3 separate regions of the Homo sapiens genome follow, and all the other regions are linked to region 2. The links are chromatin loops, found by intact Hi-C in ENCODE. Cell type or tissue: OCI-LY7. All regions are shown on one strand. Region 1 has its middle 88 kb from the start of MSH6. Region 2 has its middle 16 kb from the start of MSH6. Region 3 overlaps MSH2 (mutS homolog 2).

What was found. A loop is a pair of places that touch in the nucleus more often than their neighbours do. Peaks named below come from ENCODE experiments on the same cell type or tissue, not always from the same donor. Only the 100,000 strongest peaks of a DNase experiment are listed, where the experiment ranks them.
Region 1: a loop joins it to region 2, with 4 times the contacts of the local background. A loop is called at or near these places in 3 of 110 quality-filtered maps.
Region 3: a loop joins it to region 2, with 7 times the contacts of the local background. A loop is called at or near these places in 95 of 110 quality-filtered maps.

What each region holds. Positions count from the first base shown.
Region 1 is chr2:47,691,196-47,699,195 of GRCh38, reverse strand. It overlaps a transcript of MSH2 not described here and the pseudogene RPL18AP6. Among named protein-coding and RNA genes, the nearest start is that of MSH6, 88 kb to the left of the region's middle. RefSeq lists enhancers at 309-853, 1,943-2,486, 2,487-3,031, 4,121-4,664, 7,568-8,000 and a silencer at 3,650-3,699. In OCI-LY7, a CTCF peak has its summit at 4,309; DNase peaks (open chromatin) are centred at 22, 521, 2,005, 3,775 and 1 weaker place; H3K4me3 peaks cover 5,849 bases; H3K27ac peaks cover 8,000 bases.
Region 2 is chr2:47,763,580-47,771,579 of GRCh38, reverse strand. No RefSeq gene overlaps it. Among named protein-coding and RNA genes, the nearest start is that of MSH6, 16 kb to the left of the region's middle. In OCI-LY7, a CTCF peak has its summit at 3,471 (motif pointing right); DNase peaks (open chromatin) are centred at 29 and 3,489; H3K4me3 peaks cover 525 bases; H3K27ac peaks cover 5,279 bases.
Region 3 is chr2:47,433,410-47,441,409 of GRCh38, reverse strand. All of the region lies in intron 7 of MSH2 (mutS homolog 2), which reads right to left. Among named protein-coding and RNA genes, the nearest start is that of MSH2, 34 kb to the right of the region's middle. In OCI-LY7, CTCF peaks have their summits at 3,731 and 3,930 (motif pointing left); a DNase peak (open chromatin) is centred at 3,919; H3K27ac peaks cover 385 bases.

The sequences.
Region 1 (8,000 bases), 72 kb after region 2:
ATCTAGGAAAGATTAACTGAGAGTCTTGTAACCACCCAGTGGGTTCACCTTGTTCACTGCCTAGACAGAGCGAATTTATCAAGACAGCGGAATTGCAATGGTGAAAGAGTAATTCATGCACAGCCGTCTGTGTGGAAGACTGGAGTTTTATTATTACTCAAATCAGTCTCCCTGAGCATTCAGGGATCAGCGTTTTTAAGGATTATTTGGCAGGTATGGGCTCAGGAAGTAGGGAGTGTTGATTGGTCGGATTGAAGATAAAATTACAGGGGGTTGAAGTGAGTTCTTGCTGACTTCTGTTCCTGGATGGGATCACAGGACTGGTTGAGCCAGATTAGCAGTCTGAGTGGTGTCATCTGCTGCATTGGAATGCAGGGTCTGCAAAATATCTCAAACACTGATCTTAGGTTTTGCAACAGTGATCTTATTCCCAGAAGCAATTTGGGGAGGTTGAGACTCTTCCAGCCAGAGACTGCATGGCTCCTAAATCATAATTTCTAATCTTGTGGCTAATTATGTCAGGCCTCTGAGCCCAAGCCAAGCCATCATATCCCCTGAGACCTGCACGTACACATCCAGATGGCCGGTTCCTGCCTTAACTGATGACATTCCACCACAAAAGAAGTGAAAATGGCCTGCTCCTGCCTTAACTGATGACATTGTCTTGTGAAATTCCTTCTCCTGGCTCATCCTGGCTCAAAAGCCCCCCCACTGAGTACCTTGTGACCCCCACTCCAGCCCGCCAGAGAACAACCCCCCTTTTTCCTTTACCTACCCAAATCCTATAAAACGGCCCCACCCCATCTCCCTTCGCTGACTGTCTTTTCGGACTCAGCCCGCCTGCACCCAGGTAATTAAAAGCATTATTGCTCACACAAAGCCTGTTTAGTGGTCTCTTCACACGGACGTGCATGAAAGTTAGTCCTACAAAGACAGACTGGTCTCCACGCAAGCAAGGGTTTTTTTCCAGAAAGTGCTATTGTCAATTTTGTTGGTTCAGAGTTTAAACTATAAACTAAATTCCTTCCCAAGACTAGCTCAGCCTACACCCAGGAATGAACAGACAGCTTAGAGGCTAGAAGCAATGTGGAATCAGTGAGGTCTGACCTTTTTCACTGTCATAATTTCCTCAGTTATGATTTTTGCAAAGGCAGTTTTGTAATGCCTAACCTTGTTTTTACTAACCCTGTTTTTAGACTCTCCCTTTCCTTTAATCACCTAGCCTTGTTTCCACCTGAATTGACTCTCCCTTAGCTAAGAGAGCCAGGCAGACTCCATCTTGGCTCTTTCACTGGCAGCCCCTTCCTCAAGGACTTAACCTGTGCAAGCTGACTCCCAGCACATCCAAGAATGCAATGAACTGATAAGATGCTGTGGTGAGCTATATCCGCAGTTCCCAGGAATTCGTCCCATTAATAACGCCCGATTAATAACGCCCAAAGCCCCGCGTCTATCACCTTGTAATAGTCTTAAAGCCCCTGCACCTGGAACTGTTTACTTTCCTGTAACCATTTATCCTTTTAACTTTTTTGCCTACTTTACTTCTGTAAAATTGTTTTAACTAGACCCCCCCCTCCCCTTCTAAACCAAAGTATAAAAGAAAATTTAGCTCCTTCTTTGGGGTCTAAAGAACTTTGAGCGTTAGCCGTCTCTTGGCCGCTGGCTAAATAAACAGACTCTTAATTCGTCTACAAGTGTGGCGTTTTCTCTAACTCGCTCAAGTACAACAGTTTCAGTCTGACACCTTTAAAAGTCTGAAAGTGTAACCACCTGATGGGTTCGTCCTGCCCACTGCACAGGCAAAACCAATTCACTGAGACCACAGCATTGCAATAAAGAAAGAGTTTAATAGATACAAGGCTGGCCACGCCACGTGGAAGACTGAATTATTACTCAAATCAATCTCCCTGAAAAATTCAGAGGTTAGGGTTTTTAAGGATAGTTTGGCAGGCCAGGGAGCCTATTTCTGGGTGGGGCCACATGACCAGGTGGCAGAGATCAGCAGGTCTCAGTGGAGCCATTGGTTCATCGTTAGTCAGAAATGCAAAAACCTGAAAAGATATCTCAAAAGACCAATCTTGGCTGTGCGCAGTGGCCCATACCTGTAATCCCAGCACTTTGGGAGGCCAAGGTGGGAGGATCACCTGAGGTCAGGAATTCGAGACCAGCCTGACCAAAATACTAAAATTAGTATTAGCCTACTAAAAATACAAAATTAGCCGGGCATGGTGGCACATGCCTGTAATCCCAGCTACTTGGGAGGCTGAGGCAGGAAAATGACTTGAACCTGGAAGGCGGAGGTTGTGGTGAGCCGAGATCGCACCATTGCACTCCAGCCTGGGCAACATGAGCGAAACTCTGTCTCAAAAACAAAAACAAAACAACAACAAAAGACCAATCTTAGGTTCTATTAGGTTGGTGCAAAATAATTGCAGTTTTTGCGATTAAAAGTAATAGTGATGTTATCTGCAGGAGTAACTGGGAGAGTTGCAAATCTTATGACCTCCAGCATAATGGCTGGTAATTGTTTATGTTTACACCTTAGAATTCAGCCTGCTCACATCCTCCTAACCTGGTAGTCTCTCATTAGCTTTACAAAGGTGATTTAGTTTTGGGTAAGGGTTATTATCATTTAAACTATAAACTAAATGTCTCCCAAAGTTAGGTTGGTCTAAGTCCAGGAATGATTAAGGGCAGTTTGAAGGTTAGAGGCAAGATGGGGTTGGTTAGGTCAGATCTCTTTCACTGTCATAATCTTCTCACTGTTAGAATTTTTGCAAAGGTGGTTTCAAAAGAAACATTTATCATCTATTCTGAGGACTGCTACCTGTGAGGTTTCATCTGCATAACAAGACCACCTTTGCTAGTCAGGCCTCCTCCCCCTCCCAGAACCTGTTTTGCCACAACCAAAGCCCCCATTCTTTCTGGAACCTCAAGATGACATACAAGCTTCAGAACCCCATTGCATGGTAGGGATAATCACTCTGTGGTTCTCTCCCATATGCACGCTAATAAATTTGTATTCCTTTTCGCCAATAAATCTGCTATTGTTAGTTGATTTTTCAGCAAACCTTCAGAGGGTAAAGGGCAAGTTTTACCTTGGCCCCTGCAGTTTTGGCGCTGTGAGTAGGATACCAAAGCTCTGCTCTTCTGGAAGCTGCAGTCATGGGAACTCGGGACCCGATGAGAGAGAAGAAAGGAAGAAACCGGTCAGGCAGGCAGAGTGGATCCTTAGTTGAATTCTTTCAAACAAAAGAACGGCCTAAAAAAATCATGCTGGAGGCTGGGCACAGTGGCTCACGCCTGTAATCCCAACACTTTGGGAGGCACAGGCGGGCGGATCACGAGGTCAGGAGATCCAGACCATCCTGGCTAACATGGCGAAACCCCATCTCTACTAAAAAATACAAAAAAAAAAAAAATTAGCTGGGCGTGGTGGTGGGTGCCTGTAGTCCCAGCTACTTGGGAGATTGAGGCAGGAGAATGGTGTGAACCCAGGAGGCGGAGTTTGCGGTGAGCCGAGACCACGCCACTGCACTCCAGCCTGGGCGACAGAGTGAGACTCTGTCTCAAAAAAAAAAAAAAAAAAAAAAATCATGCTGCATGCTGCAGGCACAGATAAGGGAACTCATACAGAGGGGCTTCCCTAAGACATGCCCACTGCCGCATAGATAAGAAAGGCTACACAGGTGACTTGCCCTTGCAGACATGCCTGCAATGCAAAATTCCGTCCCCTGACACATGCGCAGTAAGGGGAATAAAGCAATCTGGAGTAACTCAAGCTAAGGGCCCAGGTGCACATTAGGATGATGGAGTGGAGCTACCAAAAATTCACATCTTATGCAAATGAGATGCCTAGCCCTCATAGGTTTCTTATAAAACCCTTTGCATTCAAGTGTGAAAAGGGCAACCCTCTTCTGGGCCCCCTCTCTCCTTGGCTTTTGAGGGTACCAGGGAGTAAGCTGTAGTGTGAGAAAGAACTTGACCTTTGTGTGTGTGATGGCTGGCTAGTTGCTGATGAAAGCTGCAGTTTTAGAGGTGGCCGATAACAGTTTCAATGAATGGTTATTACTGCAGGGGGCTACTTTCTTCTTTGCACGTTTACTTAAGAAAGGCATGGTTTGAACACTTAGAGGCTGTAAGAGCACTCACCACCAACGGACAAGATTCCCATGGGAGGTGGGCTGGTCACAAAGTGGGCTGATTGGCAGTGGGTCACCCACCAGCTTCGGGGGAATATCTTTGTAGTGAGGTGCACTGTGGAAGTGTTGTGCAGCCTCCTGTGGTATTTTCCTCTTTTTAGGGTCTTGGGTTTCAGTGTAAAAGTGGAATCTTTGATTTTTTTTTTCTTTTCTTTTTTTTTTTTTTTGAGACAGAGTATCACTCTGTTGCCCAGGCTGGAGTGCAGTGGGGAGATGTCAGCTCACTGCAACCTCCGCCCCCTGGGTTTAAGCGATTCTCCTGCCTCAGCCTCCCGAGTAGCTAGGATTACAGGCTCCTGCCACTGCGCCCGACTAATTGTTGTATTGTTAGTAGAGACAGGGTTTCACCATCTTGGCCAGGCTGGTCTTGAACTCCTGACCTCGTGATCCACCCACCTCGGCCTCCCAAAGTGTGGGATTACAGGCGTGAGCCACCGCGCCCGTCCGGAATTGATTTTTAAAGATCTAGATGTTCTGTTTTCCCGCTGTGCCTGCCTTTCATATATTATTACTGGGCCCTAAAAACTGCAAATGCTCTGTTGGCCCTCTTCCCTCTTTTTTTTTTTGACATGGAGTCTCGCTCTGTTGCCCAGGCTTGGACTCCTGGGCTCAAGCGATCCACCCATCTTGGCCTCCCAAAGTTCTGGAATTACAGGTGTGAGCCACCACTCCTGGTCGATCTGTCTTGTGGTTGCCCAACACCACACTTCTGTCTGTAAGTTCCCCAATAAAATCACCTCTATGATGACAAGCTGGACTTGTCTCCCTTCTTCTTCAGTTTCCTGGCTCCTTCTGCTTATCAGGGTCACTTTGTATATATGACCCTTTCACAAGACACCAGTTAATGTGACTTTAGCAGTCTTTTGGTTTATATTTAATTTTTTTTTTAGACCAAGTCTTGCTCTGTCACCCAGACTGGAGTGCAGTGCTCACTGCAACCTTCACCTTCTGGGTTCAAGGAATTCTCCTGCCTCAGCCTCCAGAGTAGCTGGGATTACAGGGGTGCACCGCCACGCCCAGCTAATTTTTTGTATTTTTAGTAGACACAGGGTTTCACCATGTTGGCCAGGCTGGTCTCAAATTCCTAACCTCAGGTGATCCATCCGCCTCAGCCTTCCAAAGTGTTGGGATTACAGGCGTGAGCCACTGCGCCTGGCCAAGGACTAGTTTAATATTGTTGGTTTAATAAAAAAAAGAACTATGTCTTTTGACTTATCAGCAAACTATACATGTATTTAACTTCAAAGTTCTTGCTTTTTTGATACTTGCCTAACATATAAAAATAGTTAATAAAAAATTTAACTTGAGATAATGACTAGATTTGTTTCATGTCTCATACAATTTTTCAAACACAATTGTTAAGAATAAATAAATGTCAATGAGATAAAAGTTTACAAATGGACTTTCTTTTTTTGAGACAAGGTCTTGCTTTGTTGCCCAGGCTGGAGTGCAGTGGTATGAACATACCTTACTGCAGCCTCAACCTCCGGGGCTCAAGCAATCCTCCTGCCTTAGCTTCCCAATGTGTTGGGATTATAGGCATGAACCACCTTGCCTGGCCTACAATGAACTTTTAATAATAGTTATGTTTTATAATGTGTTTTCTTAAAAAGGTTTCTCAGAGGCAAGCGTGGTGGCATACGCCTGTAGTTTCAGCTACTCAAGAGGCTGAGGTGGGAGGATCATTTGATTCCAGGAGTTTTAGTCCAGCTTAGACAGCAAAGTGAGACCCCTGTCTCCTATACAGAGAGAGAAAGAAAGAGTTAAAAAAAAGTTTCTAAAATCTTTTTGGTAACTCTATACCCTTAGAGTTTTGCTGAGACAAATTAAATAATACATATTTTTAGCTGGGCTTGGTGGTGCATGCCTGTAGTCCCAGCTACTTGGAAGGCTGAGGTGGGAGGATCAATTGAACCTGGGAGGTCAAGGCTGCAGTGAACTGTGATGACATCACTGCACTCAGCCTGGGCAACAGAGTGAGACCCTGTCTCAAAAAGATAAAAAAATTAGGGTCAGGTGTGGTGGCTCACGCCTGTAATCCCAGCACTTTGGGAGGCTGAGGTTGGTGGATTAACTGAGATAAAGATTTCGAGACCAGCCCAGCCAATATGGCAAAACCCCATCTCTACTAAAAATACACAAATTAGCTGGGCTTGGTGTTGGGCACCTGTAATCCCAGCTGCTAGGGAGGCTGAGGCAGGAGAATCAATTGAACCCGGGAGGCAGAGGTTGCAGCGAGCTGAGATCACACCACTGTACTCCAGCCTGGGCGACAGAGCAAGACTCCATCTCAAAAAAAAAAAAAAAACCAAGGAAAAAAAAACAACAGATATCCAGCCATGGGCAACATGACAAAACCCCCTCTCTACAGAAAATGAGCCAGGCATGGTGCCACATGCCTATAGTCCCAGCTACTCAGGAGGCTGAGATGGGAGGATCACCTGAGCCCAGAAGGCTGAGGCAGCAGTGAGCTGAGATTGCACCACTGCACTCTAGTCTGAGTGACAGAGAGAGAGAGACTCAGTCTCAATACATAAATAAATACATAAATAAAAAGAAATTTAAGAAATAAAAGGAATGATAGATAAAATGGAATGCATATAAAAAGCTAAAAGAAAGAGAATGAAAAAAATTATAAGAGGTTCTAAAAGGTTTATGGAACTCTTATTGTGTATGGTCAAACTGATTGAATTTGGGTGAATTTGTTATAAGGTTTTGTTAAAATTAGCTTTGCCATTAATAATACACTGATGCAAAGGTAGAATTTTGAAAAAGATTTTCATCTAGTATTAATAAGGGGTAATAATAGATTTTTGTTTACTTTTAAGTATACTGAAAAAAATGAGGGGAGAGGGAGAGACAGACTTTGTTTGCCTCATGCTGTCTTTATTAGGTCTTTTGATTGTTGGGAAAATGAGACTCTTCTCTATCAAAGAGTAAAGTTTTTGCTTTTTGAAATCTTTGAATTATCACTTTGGCTCAATGAATGATTATTATTTTACAGTGACCTGTGATCCTATTTTGATAAAATGTTTTAAACCTTTCATATTTAACAAACTTCCTAAAATTAAATTTCAAGTTCCAAAAAGAGCCGCTGGAAGTTCAAGAGAGACACACTAAGTTTATTTTGTATGTAAATGTCACACAGGAAGCATTGTCAAGTAAGAAATGGCGTTTAACTTTCTCTGAGTTCTATTTGTATAAATGTGTTGTTAATATGTGTTCCAAAATTGTGTGAGATTCCTAAAATTCTGATATGTCTTAGTAAATGTTATCAATTATAATGATTATTATGTTAAATTTTTGTACGTCACAGAAATAACCAAATTTTTTTTTTTTTTTTGTCAATCACATCTTTTCTTTCTTTCTTTCTTTTTTTTTTTTTTTTTTGAGACAGTTTCACTTTTGTTGCCCAGGCTGGAGTGCAGTGGTGCGATCTCAGCTCACCGCAACCTCCGTCTCCCAGGTTCAAGCAATTCTCCTGCCTCAGTCTCCTGAGTAGCTGGGATTACAGGCACAAGCCACCACGCCTGTCTAATTTTATATTTTTAGCAGAGACGGGGTTTTATCATGTTGGCCAGGCTGGTCTCAAACTCTTGACCTCAGGTGATACACCCGCCTCAGCCTCCTGAAGTGCTGGGATTATAAGCGTGAGCCACCGCGCCCAGCCGTTCCTGTTGTTTTTATGTTACAAAATTTATCAGCAAGTCTCCTTTTGCGGGTGGCGGCGAACGCGGAGAGCACGCCATGAAGGCCTCGGGCACACTACGAGAGTACAAAGTAGTGGGTCGCTGCCTG
Region 2 (8,000 bases):
TTTGTAAGTCCCTCCCACTTTGTCTCTGGCTCACCATGTGACTTGCTTTGGCCAATAAGATGTTAGCAGAGGTTTGAAAAGCACATGGGAGCTTCCTCTTGCCTTCCCACACAATTGGGCTTGTTTTTTCTTGGCCTCCTGCCACTGTCATGAGAGCACACCAGCTAGTCTGCTGGAAGGATGAGGAATGGGAGAGGAATGTGGAGGAGATCTGAGTCAGCCTAGCAGAGCACATCCAGAGTAGCTGACCCTCAGATGTGTGAAGGAGCCCAACCAAGATCAGCAGAGCCATCTGCCTGACCTGCAGCTGAGACACATAAATAAGAAACCTGACAGCTGGGTGTGGTAGCTCACACCTGTGATCCCAGCACTTTGGGAAGCTGAAGAAGGAGGATCACTTGAGGCCAGGAGTTCCAGACCAGCCTGGCCAACATGGCAAAACCCCGTCTCTACTAAAAAATACAAAAATTACCAGAATCGCCTGAACCTTGGAGGCGGAGGTTGCAGTGAGCTGAGATTGCACCACTGCACTCCAGCCTGGGTGACAGAATGAGACTCTGTATCAAAAAAACAAAAACAAAAAATTAGTCAGGTGTGGTGGCAGGCACCTGTAGTCCCAGCTACTAGGGAGCCTGAGGAACAAGAATCACCTGAGCTTGGGAGGCGGAGGTTGCAGTGAGCCGAGACCACGCCACTGCACTCCGGCCTGGGTGACAGAGGGAGACTCCATCTCAAAAAAACAAACAAACCAACCTGAGACCAGAGGAACCGTAAAGCCAACCTACAGAATTATGCACAACAATAAATATTATTATTTTAGGCCACTATGTCTTAGTCCATTTTATGCTACTGTGACAGAATACCACAGACTAAGTAATTTATAAAGAGCTAAAATGTATCCCTCACAGTTCTGGAGGCTGGTAAGTTCAAAGTCAAGGCAGCAGCAGGTTTATTGTGTGGTGAAGGTCCAATCTCTGCTTCTGAGATGGTGCCTGGAACACTGCATCCTCCACAAGGGAGGAACACTGTCCTCACATGAAGGAATGTGGAAGAGCAAAAAGAGATGAATTCCCTCTGTCAAGCCCTTTTATAATCCAATCATAGCTGGGTGCAGTGGCTCACACCTGTAATCCCAGCACTTTGGGAGGTCGAGGCAGGTGGATCATGAGGTCAGGAGATCAAGACCATCCTGGCTAACAGGGTGAAACCCCGTCTCTACTAAAAATACAAAAAATTAGCTGGGCATGGTGGCGGGCGCCTGTAGTCCCAGCTACTCGGGAGGCTGAGGCAGGAGAATGGCATGAACCCAGGAGGCAGAGCTTGCAGTGAGCCGAGATCACGCCACTGCTCTCCAGCCTGGGCGACAGAGTGAGACTCCGTCTCAAAAAAAAAAAAAAAATCCAATCATCATTGATCCATCCAGGAGGGCCAAGCCCTCATGGCCTAAACGCCTCCCAAAAGGTCCCACTTCCCAACACCATTGCAGGGTGAGTGGATATGGGAGGGCAGAAGGGAGGTGAGCATCCTAGGGACCACGTGTGGGGCCTTCAGAGTTCTACAGGGCCCTGGGCCATACACAGAGACTGCAGGGTGAGTTCTAACCAAGCTGGCATGGGCAGTGAGGCGTCTAGCACCAAGTACACAGACAAAGAGTGTGAAAAGCCGGCTGATACAGGAGGGCCCTTGGGAAGACTGCCTGCGCATCCCACAGGATTCTGGGCTCTGCAGTTCTCAGAGGAAAGGGCCAGCAGGTGGGTTTCCTTAGGCCCTGGGGTGGGAGGTGGGACATGCCTCTTTGGCACTCTGTGCTGTGTAACTGTTTTTGTTTTTGATTTGAGACAGGGTCTCACTTTGTCACCCAGTGGAATGCAGTGGTGCGATCTTGGCTCACTGCAACCTCTGCCTCCCAGTTTCAAGCAATTCTTCCTCAGCCTCCTGAGCAGCTGGAATTACAGGGACCCGTCACCATGCCGAACTAATTTTTGTATTTTTTGTAGAGATGGGTTTTTGCCATGTTGCCCAAAGCTGGTCTTGAACTCCTGAGCTTACGCAATCTGCCCACCTCGGCCTCCCAAAGTGCCAGGATTACGGGCATGAGCCACCGTGCCCGGCCCTGTGTGACGATTTATGTCCACCCCTGTCTCCTCAACAGCCCCAAGAAAACAGGGCCCATGTGGATCATGTTTGCCACTGGGCTCAGAACATGATGCCCCAAAGTATGGCACCTTGGAATGCAGGGTATTTTGAGCTTCAGGAGATTGAGAGGGCTGCAGAAGCAATAAGTTTTCTCTGAACTCCTGACTTCCTTTCTCCCATTCGCCTTTCTCTCCTAAAGTGGGTCAGAGAAACTAGAACTCCTCTTCCTGGAAACAAACCCTAAAAACTAGCAAGGTCACTCTCTGACCTCCTCCCTTCTCCCTTGAAGATCCTCCTGTGACAGGTGTCCTACCCCATACCTAGAGAGAAGGAATATCATACAGAGACACAAAAGAATTTGAACAAACAGGCCTAGCTGAGCTCCTCCTAATCTATTACTCTTAGGTCACACCCCCTTTTGTCCAATCACATTTCTATGTGACTGTTTTTGTGTGTGTGTGTGTTTTTTGAGACAGAGTCTCACTCTGTCGCCCAGGGTGGAGTGCAGTGGCGCGATCTCGGCTCACTGCAACCTCCACCTCCTGGATTCAAATGATTCTTCTGCCTCAGCTTCCCGGGTAGCTGGGACTACAGGCGCATGCCAACACACCAGGCTAATTTTCGTATTTTTAGTAGAGACAGGGTTTTGCTATGTTGTGCAGGCTGGTCTCAAACTCCTGACCTTGTGATCTGCCCACCTAGGCTTCCCAAAGTGCTGGGATTACAGGTGTGAGCCACCTCGCCTGGCCGTTTTTTCTTTCTTAATTGTATTAATTCACTTATTCACCTGTTTAGAAACAGGGTCCTGCTGCTTTGCCCAGGCTGGAGTACAGTAGCTGTTCACAGGCCTGATCACAGCGCTGGGCAGTCTGGAAGTCCTGGGGTCAAGCGATTCCCACCTCTTTCCCACTCCTTCCTGTGTGGCTGGGACTACAGGCACGTGCCACTGCGGCGGCTTGCCCTCAGTTTTGATTTGACTTCCCACACCCTGGAAGTGAGCAGAGGGGCCAGGAGGGTGGTGGGCAGCGAGAGGTTTGAGGAAGAGCAGATATCAGCCGTTTGCTCCTTCGGGCCTTGAAAATTCAGGGGTATGAGGATCTTGCAGATCAGCCGCCCCGGCAAGACAGTGGCTGACCCTTGGCAGGGAGCGGATCAGAGCCTCCAGTTAAGACAACTGGTTTGAAAAGTCTATCCCAGGTGGCTCTGAACTTGTCCTGTCCTCCCGGCTTCCTTCTCTACAGTCCCGGGGCGGACTTGTGCTCTTAGTAGAGGTCAGAACCAAGAACAGGTGTCCGCCTCAGAGGCCGGGTCCCCACTGCTTGGGCTGCGCTGGTTGCGGGTGCAGGGCGCCGTGTGGCCACCAGAGGGCACTCTTGACCAGGCGCCGGAACAAGCTCGCGCGACTGGGCTTTGCAGCCCCTCTTTCATCTTCCCACTGTCCCTGGGCTCCAGGGTCTGGCCCCTGGTCTTCCAGTTCAGTGGCCGGCACCCCCACACCCCTCGCCCTAATCCCAAAGGCAAGCACCACGCAAGGTCAGAGAAGGAGTATTGAAAAGAGACATGTACTTAAATTTGAATTTCAGATAAACAAATAGTATTTTTTTCCCTAGGCCACCATCTTTTGTGGAAAGGTATACTTTTTTTTAGCTTATGTCCAGCGCAATAGTTTTGCTAAATTTGGCGACCCTATTTTGGAATCAGACCTTTGCATTGGGATTCCAGCCTCACTTTTGACAAAAATTCTCTACTTGACCAAACTCTACTCAGGCACTTCTGAGCTCTTTTCCAGCTAGGCTTGACTTTTGGGTTTCTGTGTTATCTCTGCAACCTCAAACCCCTGGGCTCAAGGGATCCTCCCACCCCAGCCTCCCGAATAGCTAGGACTAATGCTCACATTACTACATCTAGCTAATTAAAAAAATATATTTTTTTTGGTAGAGATGGGAGTCTCACTATGTTGCCCAAGCTGGTTTTAAACTCCTGGCCTCAAATGATCCTTCTGCTTTGGCCATGGTGCCCGGCTTGCATCATCCAATTTTTACAAGAATCCTAAGTCAGTTGAGCAAGAATTCCCTACCTTTGATATCTGATCACTTTTTTTTTTTTTCAGACAGAGTTTCGCTTCTGTTGCCCAGGCTGGAGTGCAGTGGCATGATCTTGGCTCACTGCAACCTCCACCTCTGGGGCTCAAGCAATTCTGCCTCAGCCTCTGAAGTAGCTGGGTTTACAGGCGTGCGCCACCATTCCAGGCTAATTTTTGTATTTTTTTTTTTTTTTTTTTTAGTAGAGATGGAATTTCACCATGTTGGCCATGCTGGTCTGGAATTCCCAACCTTAGGTGATCCTCCTGCCTCAGCCTCCCAAAGTGCTGGGATTACAGGCACAAACCACCGCGCCCGGCCAATATCTGATCACTTTTATTTTTTTTGATATGGCATCTCCCTCTTTGCACACAGGCTGGAGTGCAATGGCGAGATCTCGGCTCACCGCAACCTCCGCCTGCCAGGTTCAAGTGATTCTCCTGCCTCAGCCTTCCGAGTAGCTGGGATTACAGGCACACGCCACCAGGCCCAGTTAATATTTTTGTATTTTTAGGAGAGACGGGGTTTCACCATGTTGGCCACGCTGGTCTCGAACTCCTGACCTCAGGTGATCCACCCGCCTCGGCCTCCCAAAGTACTGGAATTACAGGCATGAGCCACGGCGCCCGACCCTGATCACTTTTATTTTAGGAGGTGAGTTCTTTTAAATTATCACTCCCAGAGAGACTCTAAAATGAGACAAGCAATCATGCCCTAACTACCCTCTTTGAGCTATGCCTTCATCTCTTGAAACGGCTTGCTATTGCCATAAGTAGCTATAAATTAACCTAATAATGCCGTCCTAGACATTGTTACCACGCCCTATAGCTTAACAATGTATAGCCAATCATTAATCAATGCTATTTCTGTCAACCAATGAGAAGAATTCCTGACAAACAACTTTGTGGGTTTTTTTGTTTTGTTTTGTTTTGTTTTTTTGAGACGGTGTCTTGCTCTGTCACCAGGCTAGAGTGCAGTGGTGTGATCTTGGCTCACTGCAACCTCCGCCTCCTGGGTTCAGGTGATTCTCCTGCCTCAGGCCCCCCGAGTAGCTGGGGCTACAGGTGCGCACCAGCACGCCCAGCTAATTTTTGTATTTTTAGTAGAGACGGGGTTTCACCGTGTTGGCCAGGATGGTCTCGATCTCTTGACCTGATGTTCTGCCCTCCTCGGCCTCCCAAAGTGCTGGGATTACAGGCATGAGCCACTGGGCCTGGCCCACAAACAACTTTGTATCAGCCTGCTCCCTAGCCTCCGTTTTTGCCTTTAAAAACTTGCTTGTGACAAAGATCAAACAAAGCCCATATCCAAGGGTTACTTGGGTCTGAGTCTTCCAGGCAGCTGTCCTCAGTTTGGCTCAAGTAAACTCTTTATATTTTGTGCCTCAGCCTCTTCCTTTTAGGTTGACAATATCTAATGAGGTTCCTCATCCTCCGCCGCACTCTGGGTAATGTCTGATCACCCTGCTTGCCTTCAACAAGAATCCTGTCAGATCAGTTTAGCCAGGATATCCCCTTCCCCCAATGTTTCCTCTTAATAATTTCCATGCATCACCCACCTCTGCCCCCCACTGCTCCTTGGCTATACATTCCTACTTGCAGTGCTGTGTTTGGAGTTGAGCTCAGTCTCCCAATCTCTCCCCAACTTCAGCAGCCCATTGCAGTGGTTTCTATAGCTATCTTCCTAGTCCCTCCTTTAATAAAGTTTGCCTAACTATCTTCAACGAGTGTCATGAAGCATTTTTTTCTTTAATACATTCACTGAGTGGCAGGAGTGGTCCTCCTTTTTTCTGAGCTTCAGCACAGAAATGGGTTAGGATAACTTCTGAAACTGCCTTTGCAGTTCAGAAGTTCGGGCGACTCTCCTGCCTCATCCTCCCAAGTAGCTGGGGCACACACAGGCACACACCACTGTGTCTGGCTAATTTTTGTATTTTAACAGAGGCAGGGTTTTGCCATGTTGGCCAGGCTGGTCTCAAACTCCTGACCTCGAGTGATCCGCCAGCCTCGGCCTCCCAAAATGCTGGGATTACAGACGTGAGCCACCGGTGCCCAGCCTGGTTGTGGACTTTAGAGATGTAATCTCTTCTAGGACAAAGCTGACCATGAATAGGAGACTAGGAGACAGAAGTCCAAACCCCACAGGACTGGGAGACGCAAGGCAGCAGGCTGAGCCGAGGGTGTGAGTGCGAGCCTAAACCATCTTCCCCAACCAGGCTTGTAGTCTGTATCAACATTACTTTACTCTTCCACTGTTTTTATCAATGTGATTTTACTATTATAGGAAACTCTTGGCAAGAACGATAAAAGTTGCAAATGACTTTATTCATTCCAGGAACTTCCTGAAAGACATTAAAATCTAAATGCACCCCCCTCTCCCGGGACATTTGGAGACATCTGAGGTTGTCAGACTGGGATGGTGCTGGTGGTGCTACCCACATCTACTGAGTAGAGTCCAGGGATGCTGTTAAAGATTCTGCAATGCACAGGAGAGCACCCCCCACCCCCACAAAGAATTATTTAGCCCCAAATATCAAAAGGGCTGAGATGGAAAAATCCTGATTTACATGAACATCAAAGTGTTCGATTATTTGTGTTTTTGGTTTTGTTTTTGTTTTTGAGACGGAGTCTCGCTCTATTGCCCAGGCTGTAGTGCAGTGGCGCGATCTCAGCTCACTACAAGCTCCATCTCCCGGATTCAAGAGATTCTCCTGCCTCAGGGTCCCAAGTAGCTGGGATTACAGGCATGCGCCACCAAGCCCAGCTAATTTTTGTATTTTTAGTAGAGACGGGGTTTCACCATGTTGACCAGGCTGGTCTCAAACTCCTGACCTCAAGTGATCTGCCCGTCTCGGCCTCTCAAAGTGCTGGTATTTCAGGCATGAACCATCACACCCGGCCAGTGTTCAGTTATTTAATAGGAAATATCAAAGGACAGTTCACTCCCCAAGACTCTTCAATATCCTTGCCTCTAAACCCTTGCTTTGCTGTATCCATTAATCTAAACTATTGTAAGATGCTTCTCACCCAATTTTAATGAAGTCTGTGCGTTGAAATGCCCACCTTAAACCAGACTGCCCTCTCTCTGCCAGAACCTCCTAAAATTTTGTTCAGGTAGTGTTTTGCCTCACCTCAGGCAAAACAAACCTAGGTTTGTTTCAAAGATTGTTTTAGTGATAATTTCTTTTTTTTTTTTTTTTTTTTTGAGACGGAGTCTTGCTCTGTCACCCAGCCTGGAGTGCAGTGGTGTGATCTCGGCTAACTGCAACCTCTGCCTCCAGGGTTCAAGCAATTCTCCTACATCAGCTTCTCGAGTAGCTGGGACTACAGGCGCCCACCACCATATCTGGCTAATTGTTTTTGTATTTTTAATAGAGACGGGGTTTCACCATATTGGCCAGGCTGGTCTTGAACTCCTGACCTTGTACTCTGCCCGCCTCAGCCTCCCAAAGTGCTGGGATCACAGGCAAGAGCCACTGCGCCCAGCCTGTTTTGGTGATAATTTCAAGGAGCCCATCCCCTACAGGCACGTCCCTGCATCACTTCGTTGGAAGGTGTGCAGCTCACCAGTCTCCATTCCTGCCTGGGAGGGTGGGAAGGATGGGGAGCGAACCCCAGGTCTCCAGTGAAGCCCAGCCCTCCCAGAATAGGCACCTCCCCACTCACCACAGCCTCCCCTCTATTCCTCAGGCCGGCCCAGGCATGCAGACTGCAGACCTACCCAGATCAAGACTCAAAAACAAGAGACCTGTGTTCTGACTTTCCAGATAGCCCATTAGCAGAC
Region 3 (8,000 bases), 330 kb after region 2:
GAACTGAGATTGCACCACTGCACTCCAGCCTGGGTGATACAGCAAGACTCTTGTCTCAAAAATAAAATAAAATAAAATAAAAAATAGAGGAGCTAAACAATGGGTACACATGGACATACAGAGAGAATTAACAGATACTGGGAACTCCAAAAGGGCAGAGGCAGAGAGAGGGATGAGAATTGAAAAATTACCACCTATTGGGTACAATGTTCATGGGCACAACAGAAGTCCAAAACTCACCATTACACAATATATCCATGGGACAAACCTGCACATATACCCCGAATCCATAAAAATAAAATAATAAGGCTGGGAGCAGTGGCTTACACCTGTAATCCTAGCACTTTGGGAGGCCAAGGCAGGCAGACTGCCTGAGCTCAGAAGTTCCAGACCAGCCTGGGCAACACGGTGAAACTCCACCTCTACTAAAAATACAAAAAACTAGCCAGGCGTGGTGGCATGTGCCTGTAGTCCCAGCTACTCGGGAGGCTGAGGCAGGATAACTGCTTGAACCCAGGAGGCAGAGGTTGCAGCAAGATGAGATAGCGCCACTGCACTCCAGCCTGGGCAACAAAGCGAGACTCCATCGCCAAAAAAAATAAAAAGCAAGACATAAATAGCCTGGCCTAGAAACCAGTTTTAGAAAATTACTCACAGAAAAAGAAAAAAAAAAAATCAAAACACCAGAGAAGTACACAGACCTTTAAAGTTTCTGCATAATAATTTCCTGGAATATTAAAATAAAAATAGATGTTAGCTAAATATCAATTATAATAGGTAACTGTAACTATTTAAATTGCCAAAAAGCCGGCCGGCATGGAGGCTCACGCCTGTACCCACAGCACTTTGGGAGGCTGACACAGGAGGATCACGAGGTCAGGAGTTCAAGACCAGCCTGACCAACATGGTGAAACCCCATCTCTATTAAAAATACAAAAATCAGCCGTGGTGGTGGTGCACACCTGTAATCCTAGCTACTCAGGAGGCTGAGGCAGAAGTGCTTGAACCCTTGAACCCGGGAGGTGGAGGCTGCAGTGAGCCGAGATCATGCCACTGCACTCCAGCCTGGGAGACAGAGCAAGACTCCGTCTCAAAAAAAAAAAAAAAAAAGTCAAAAAATGTCAAACATCCTCAGGAGGTTGAGGCAAGAGGATTCCTTGAGCTCAGGAGTTCAAGACCAGCCTAGGTAATATAGCAAGGCCCCATCTCAAAAAAAAAAAAAGTAAAAAGTAAAACAATATTAGTTAAATTATGGCAACTGACAATTAGTACTATATACATTATCACCCTATCAATATTTTCTATTAGACTTTTGAATACAGCCAGTTCTGCTATATAATGCAACGTATGTATTCCTAAAAATCAGAACACTATGCAGTAAATACCAGAGCCGTCTGGGTGTGGTAGGACACACCTGTAATCCCAGCACTTTGGGAGGTGAAGGCGGGCTGATTGCTTGAGCTAAGGAGTTCCAAAGCAGCCTGGCAACATGGAAAAACTGTCTCTACAAAAGTATAAAAATTAGGTGGGCAAAGGCTCACGCCTGCAGTCCCAGCTATTTGGGAGGCTGAGGTGGGAGGATAGCTTGAGGTGGGAGGATAGCTTAAGCTGGGAGGCCAAGGCTGCAGAAAGCCGAGACCACACCACTGCACTCCAGCCTGGGGAACACAGCGAGACCATTTCAAAAAAAAACAACAAAAAACCGTGCTTATGAGAAAACTGGAGTTCAAGCCACAACTCTCAGAACCTTCACCAGCGACATGTTAAAAAAAATAAAGACAGGAACCTCATAAAAGTAGTAGCACAGTTTTATACATGTGAAATGGTTAAGAAATACACAACTATTACAATAAATAAGTCACCTTGCAAAACATCTGCGGTTTGCTTGTGGAGTGGCCTTCTTTTTTTCTTTTTTTTTTTTTTTGAGACGGACTCTCGCTCTGTCGCCCAGGCTGGAGTGCAGTGGCGCAATCTTGGCTCACTGCAAGCTCTGCCTCCCCGGTTCACGCCATTCTCCTGCCTCGGCCTCCCGAGTAGCTGGGACCACAAATGCCCACCACCACGCCCGGCTAGGTTTTTCTATTTTTTTTTAGTAGAGACGGGGTTTCACCGTGTTAGCCAGGATGGTCTTGATCTCCTGACCTCATGATCCACCCACCTCGGCCTCCCAAAGTGCTGGGATTACAGACGTGAGCCACAGTGGAGTAGACTTCTAAAGGGCTGCAGCTTCTGAGTTACTGCAGAATGGTCAAAGGAATACTGTCTGAAATGGGTGGCAAAGTTGTAATACCAGATGTGAATGGGTATGGTTCATAACACATACAGGAAAATAAGGTAGGTATTTGAAGAGCGTGTGTATGTGTATCTTTTGTATATATCTACACTGCTGAGTTCAGCTGCATGCATTTTTCTGCATTCACCTAGTGTTGCCTAGGGATTTGTGCATAAGCAAACTCAAAATTTACATTATGCTCAAATTGTTCCCTAATATACCACCCACATTGGAACAAATCTGTTTTCAAAACAAGAGTTACAGCGGAACAGTGTATAATTTGGTTTAAAGACTGAAACAACCTATATCAAAACAATAATGACTACATCTGGATGGCATGATAATGATCTACAAAGAACTTATATTGCTTTTATAAACTGATGAAGATGAGATTTAAAGAACATATTTCCAACATACAAAATCCAACCAAACCTTAAATAGTAGCCTTCATAGGCTAAGGGTTTTTTAAAAAGGCTAAGTAACGCAGATTCTTTTTATCATCTCCCTTTGCAGAAATGCCAAATAAATCACTTTTATATTCTTATTCTCCATTTAGAAGGAAAGCACACAAACAGGTAAAAAATGTGATTATTATACTAATGTACTGTTATTTAGGGTCAAGGGCAATGGAGATAAACACTTCTACTCTGCATGAGAAGAGCAGAGAAGCTCACAGAAAAGGTGACATTTGAGTTCAATCTTGGAAAAATGAGTAGGGGTTCATCACATGGACAAGGACATTAAAGACAGGAAAACACGCATAGAAGCATAAAAAGGCATGGCATGTCTGGAGACTAGCAGTACTATACTGAGACAGAAGGTGTAGGTGAGGGAGTGTGGGGGAAGCTGAACAGGGAAGCAATGGCCAAGCCACGTGAAGAAATGGGGCCGTGTCCTGAAGATTATGGGAAGCAATTAATGTGTTCTGAACTAAAGAGGTAATGTGCTCTGAATTGATGACATGACCAGATGAGCTAACAAAGACTACTACCACTTCAATGAAGAAGATGCATAGACCATGGGGGGCAGGGGAATAGCAAATGTGAGGTACTTAAGGAGTGTATTAAACAGAAACAGATGATAACTGGGTATCAGGAAAGGGAAGGGTTATGCATCTCAGTATTGTAGCTGTTATAATAAAATTCATCAATAAAAAAATCTGAGGCTGGGAGTGGTGGCTCATGCCTATAACCCTGTACTTCGGGAGGACGAGGTGGGCAGATTGCTTGAGCCCAAGAGTTCGAGACCAGCCTGGCAACATGATGAAACCCCCATCTCTACAAAAAATTTTAAAAAATTAGTTGGGAATGATGGTGCATGCCTGTAGTCCCAGCTACTTGGCAGACTGAGGTGAGAGGAACACTTGAGCTGAGCCCAGGAGGTCAAGGCTCCAGCACTCCAGCCTGGGTGACAGAGTGAAACCCTGTCTCAAAAAAAAATAAAGATACCTCGGTAAATTGTTTTAAGCAGTATCAGAAATTTGCCCTAACCGTAGAATACTGTTATTTTAAGTTTTGTCCCAGCTTTTTTAGTTTTAAGAGACATAAGGAATATGGGAGGCCAAGTATACCTTTTCGGAAATTAGCTATCTCTTAGTGGAGAAAGATTTAAAAGAGCCGTAATCACTCAATGTGAATCTACTTTCTAAACGGCTGCTGCCCTCTACTGTCTCTCTGAATTCACTTTATTTATTTATTTATTTATTTATTTATTTATTTGTCAGGAATAACATTAAGCTTAGAGTTAATCAAAAACCAAAAAAACACAAGATAGCAAGAGAGCAATACTCAATTTATAGCAATATATTAATATATTAAGAAAAAGAAAAACTTTTAAGCCATGATTTTGCTTTTAAACATAGTACCTTTGGTCTATTTTCTTGTAAAGAAACTTGGGAGACTAATTGCAAAATTAGTCTCACTTTTTACTTTCTCCTTGCAGTCAGTATGGTAAAGAGCTATACTGAGTTCTGCAAAATGCCACTGTTTTTTTGTTTTGTTTTGTTTTTTTAAAACCTCACAGAGATCCTTTAGGGAGTTCCTAATGACCAGGGTACACCTAAAATTCAACAAATGTCAAACATATTGTGTAAAAGAAAAGAACACAGCTCTGAGCATAACACATGGAAAGCAGATTTTCCCCTGTAACATTTTCCAGGCTAAGCCACTTCAAACACCTAAACTGGACATCAGCTGCAAGACCTATAATGTGAAGCATCTGATTTAGATAATGTTATGATCACCATAGGTCTATATAACTTAAACCTAACACCAGAAAAGTAGGAAATTGTTGACTTGTTGCAAACTGTCATCAAGTATATTAGACTGTGCCTATACAGGGAGGTTGGGGAAGGATGCCAAGTTACCCTCAACCCCAATCCCTAACTTCCTTAATTATCCCAGGGAGTGAGAAAGATCACCCAAGGAATGTGCAGAGCAGTACTTCTTACCTTCTGGGGGAGAGGAGGGTATTTACACACGTTTTTTGTTTCTTCCCTCTCTACCAGGAAAGACATATATCCCTTGGGATATCTGATGAAAGTTACAAATTCCCAGCCTGGCCAACATAATGAAACCCTGTCTCTACTAAAAATACAAAATTAGCCAGGTGTGGTAGCACATGCCTGTAATTCCAGGTACTTGGGAGCCTGAGGCAGGAGAATCACTTGAACCAGGAGGCAGAAGTTACAGTGAGCCGAGATCACACCACTGCACTCCACCCTGAGCCACAGAGACTCCCTCTCAAAAAATAGAAAGTTACAAATCCTTTCCCCAGAAAATATACACATACACAAAATGTTGCACAAAGTTTCAGGAAGCCTCTAAGAACTCATTCAAAGAATCCCAGCTTAGACGAGCACAATGGCTCAAATTTATCCCAGCACTTTGGGAGGCCCAGGCAGGCAGATCACTTGGAAGACAAGAGTTCGAGACCAGCCTGGCCAACATGGTGAAACCCCCATCTCTACTAAAAATACAAAAATTAGCCAGGCGTGGTGGCACATGCCTGCAATCCCAGCTACACAGGAGGCTGAGGCACAAGAATCGCTTGAACCCAGAAGGCGGAGGTTGGAGTGAGCTGAGATCGCACCACTGCACTCCAGCCTGGGCAACAAAGTGAGACTCTGTCTCCACAAAAGAAAAAAAAAAATCCCAGCTTTTCCTCTTATTAAGTGAAATGGGAGCCAAAAATAGAATTTGATAAGGTAAAGGAACACTTAAGAAAGCTAAAAAGAAGGATAAAGAGAAATAACCCATGGAACAAAAAGAAAACCAAGAATACAAAAATGTTTAACATAACCTTAGGAGAGTTTCAAGGCTGGGCATGGTGGCTCACGCCTGTAATCCTAGCACTTTGGGAGGTCCGAGGTGGGTGGATCATGAGGTCAGGAGTTCAAGACCATCCTGGCCAATGTAGTGAAACCCCATCTCTACTAAAAAAATACAAAAAATTAGCCAGGCATGGTGGTGGGCACCTGTAATCCTAGCTACTCGGGAGACTGAGGCAGGAGAATCGCTTGAACCTGGGAGGTGGAGGTTGCAGTGAGCTGAGATTGTGCCACTGCACTCCAGCCTGGGTGACAGAGCAAGACTCCATCTCAAAAAAAAAAAAAAAAAAAAAAAAAAGAGTTTCAAGATCAAAATTTTCAAGATCAGTGAACTTTCGTTAAAGACTATACCAAGGCTGGGCGCAGTGGCTCACACCTGTAATCCCAGCACTTTGGGAGGCAGAGGTGTGTGGATCACCTCAGGTCGGGAGTTCGAAACCAGCCTGACCAACATCGAGAAAACCCATCTCTACTAAAAATACAAAATTAGCCAGCTGTGGTGGCAGGTGCCTGTAATCCAGCTACTTGGGAGGCTGAAGCAGGAGAATCGCTTGAACCTGGGGAGGCATAGGTTGCCGTGAGCCGATATCACGCCATTGTACTCCAGCCTGGGCAACAAGGGCAAAACTCTGTCTCAAAAAAACAAAAAACAAAAAACAAAAAAAAAAAAAGAAAGAAAAAAGCGGGGGGACTATACCGCATTCACTGGATTTAAAAAAAAATAAAGGTCACCTAGCAAATGCCATTTCAGTACTGTGGTCAGGGCTGGAAACCAGATGAATGAATGGAAGATGGGAAGTGCACGCTTTCAGAAACCCAGCTGGGAGTGGAAAGAGGGAGAGAGATATATTAATAGATGGTACTGGAAGAGGACCCAGGAACAAGGGTGCTTTTTTAAAAAATAGATGTATGCACCTAAAAATACGCAGTGGTAAAGAGCCAGTAAAGAATAAAAGCAAGTAGGAAGTAAGGAGTAAGAAGTGCGGGTGGGATGATGGGGGAAAAAAATTAAGAGAGTTCCTAACTTAAGGCCAATACTCCCTCTTGAAAATAAAAAGGATATTATTTACTATGCGATGGTAAAGATATATGGAAAAAAAATGATCAAACAGCTGATTTAAATGGTGAGAGTGAATTGTTTAGATAGCCTGTCTCCATAATTGTACCCTGATTCCATCCCTAATACTGGTCAATCACCTTCTGTTTCTAGCTGGTCCTACTGGAATAAAACAAAAGGTTCCCTCTCCCTCTCCCTCCTCTCCCTCTCCCCACGGTCTCCCTCTCCCTCTCTTTCCATGGTCTCCCCCTGATGCCGAGCCAAAGCTGGACTGTACTGCTGCCATCTCGGCTCACTACAACCTCCCTGCCTGATTCTCCTGCCTCAGCCTGCCGAGTGCCTGCGATTGCAGGTGCGCGCCGCCACGCCTGACTGGTTTTGGTATTTTTTTGGTGGAGACGGGGTTTCGCTGTGTTGGCCGGGCTGGTCTCCAGCTCCTAACCGCGAGTGATCCGCCAGCCTCGGCCTCCCGAGGTGCCGGGATGTCAGACGGAGTCGCGTTCACTCAGTGCTCAATGGTGCCCAGGCTGGGGTGCAGTGGCGTGATCTCAGTTCGCTACAACCTCCACCTCCCAGCTGCCTGCCTTGGCCCCGCAAAGTGCCGAGATTGCAGCCTCTGCCCGGCCGCCACCCCGTCTGGGAAGTGAGGAGCATCTCTGCCTGGCCGCCCATCGTCCGGGATGTGAGGAGCCTCTCTGCCTGGCTGCCCAGTCTGGAAAGTGAGGAGCGTCTCTGCCCGGCCGCCATCCCATCTAGGAAGTGAGGAGCGTCTCTACCAGGCCGCCCATCGTCTGAGATGTGGGGAGCGCCTCTGCCCTGCCGCCCCGTCTGGGATGTGAGGAGCGTCTCTGCCCGGCCGCCCCGTCTGAGAAGTGAGGAGACCCTCTGCCTGGCAACCGCCCCGTCTGAGAAGTGAGGAGCCCCTCCGCCCGGCAGCCACACCGTCTGAGAAGTGAGGAGCCCCTCCGCCCGGCAGCCACTCCGTCTGGGAAGTGAGGAGCGTCTGCGCCCGGCAGCCACCCCGTCCGGAAGGGAGGTGGGGGGGTTAGCCCCCCGCCCGGCCAGCCGCCCCATCCAGGAGGGAGATGGGGGGGTCATCCCCCCGCCCAGCCAGCCGCCCAGCCAGGAGAGAGGTGGGGGGGTCAGCACCCCGCCCGGCCAGCTGCCCCGTCCGGGAGGTGAGGGGCGCCTCTGCCCGGCCGCCCCTACTGGGAAGTGAGGAGACCCTCTGCCCGGCCAGCCGCCCCGTCCGGGAAGGATGTGGGGGGGTCAGCCCCCCGCCCGGCCAGCCGCCCCATCCGGGAGGTGAGGGGCGCCTCTGCCCGGCCGCCCCTACTGGGAAG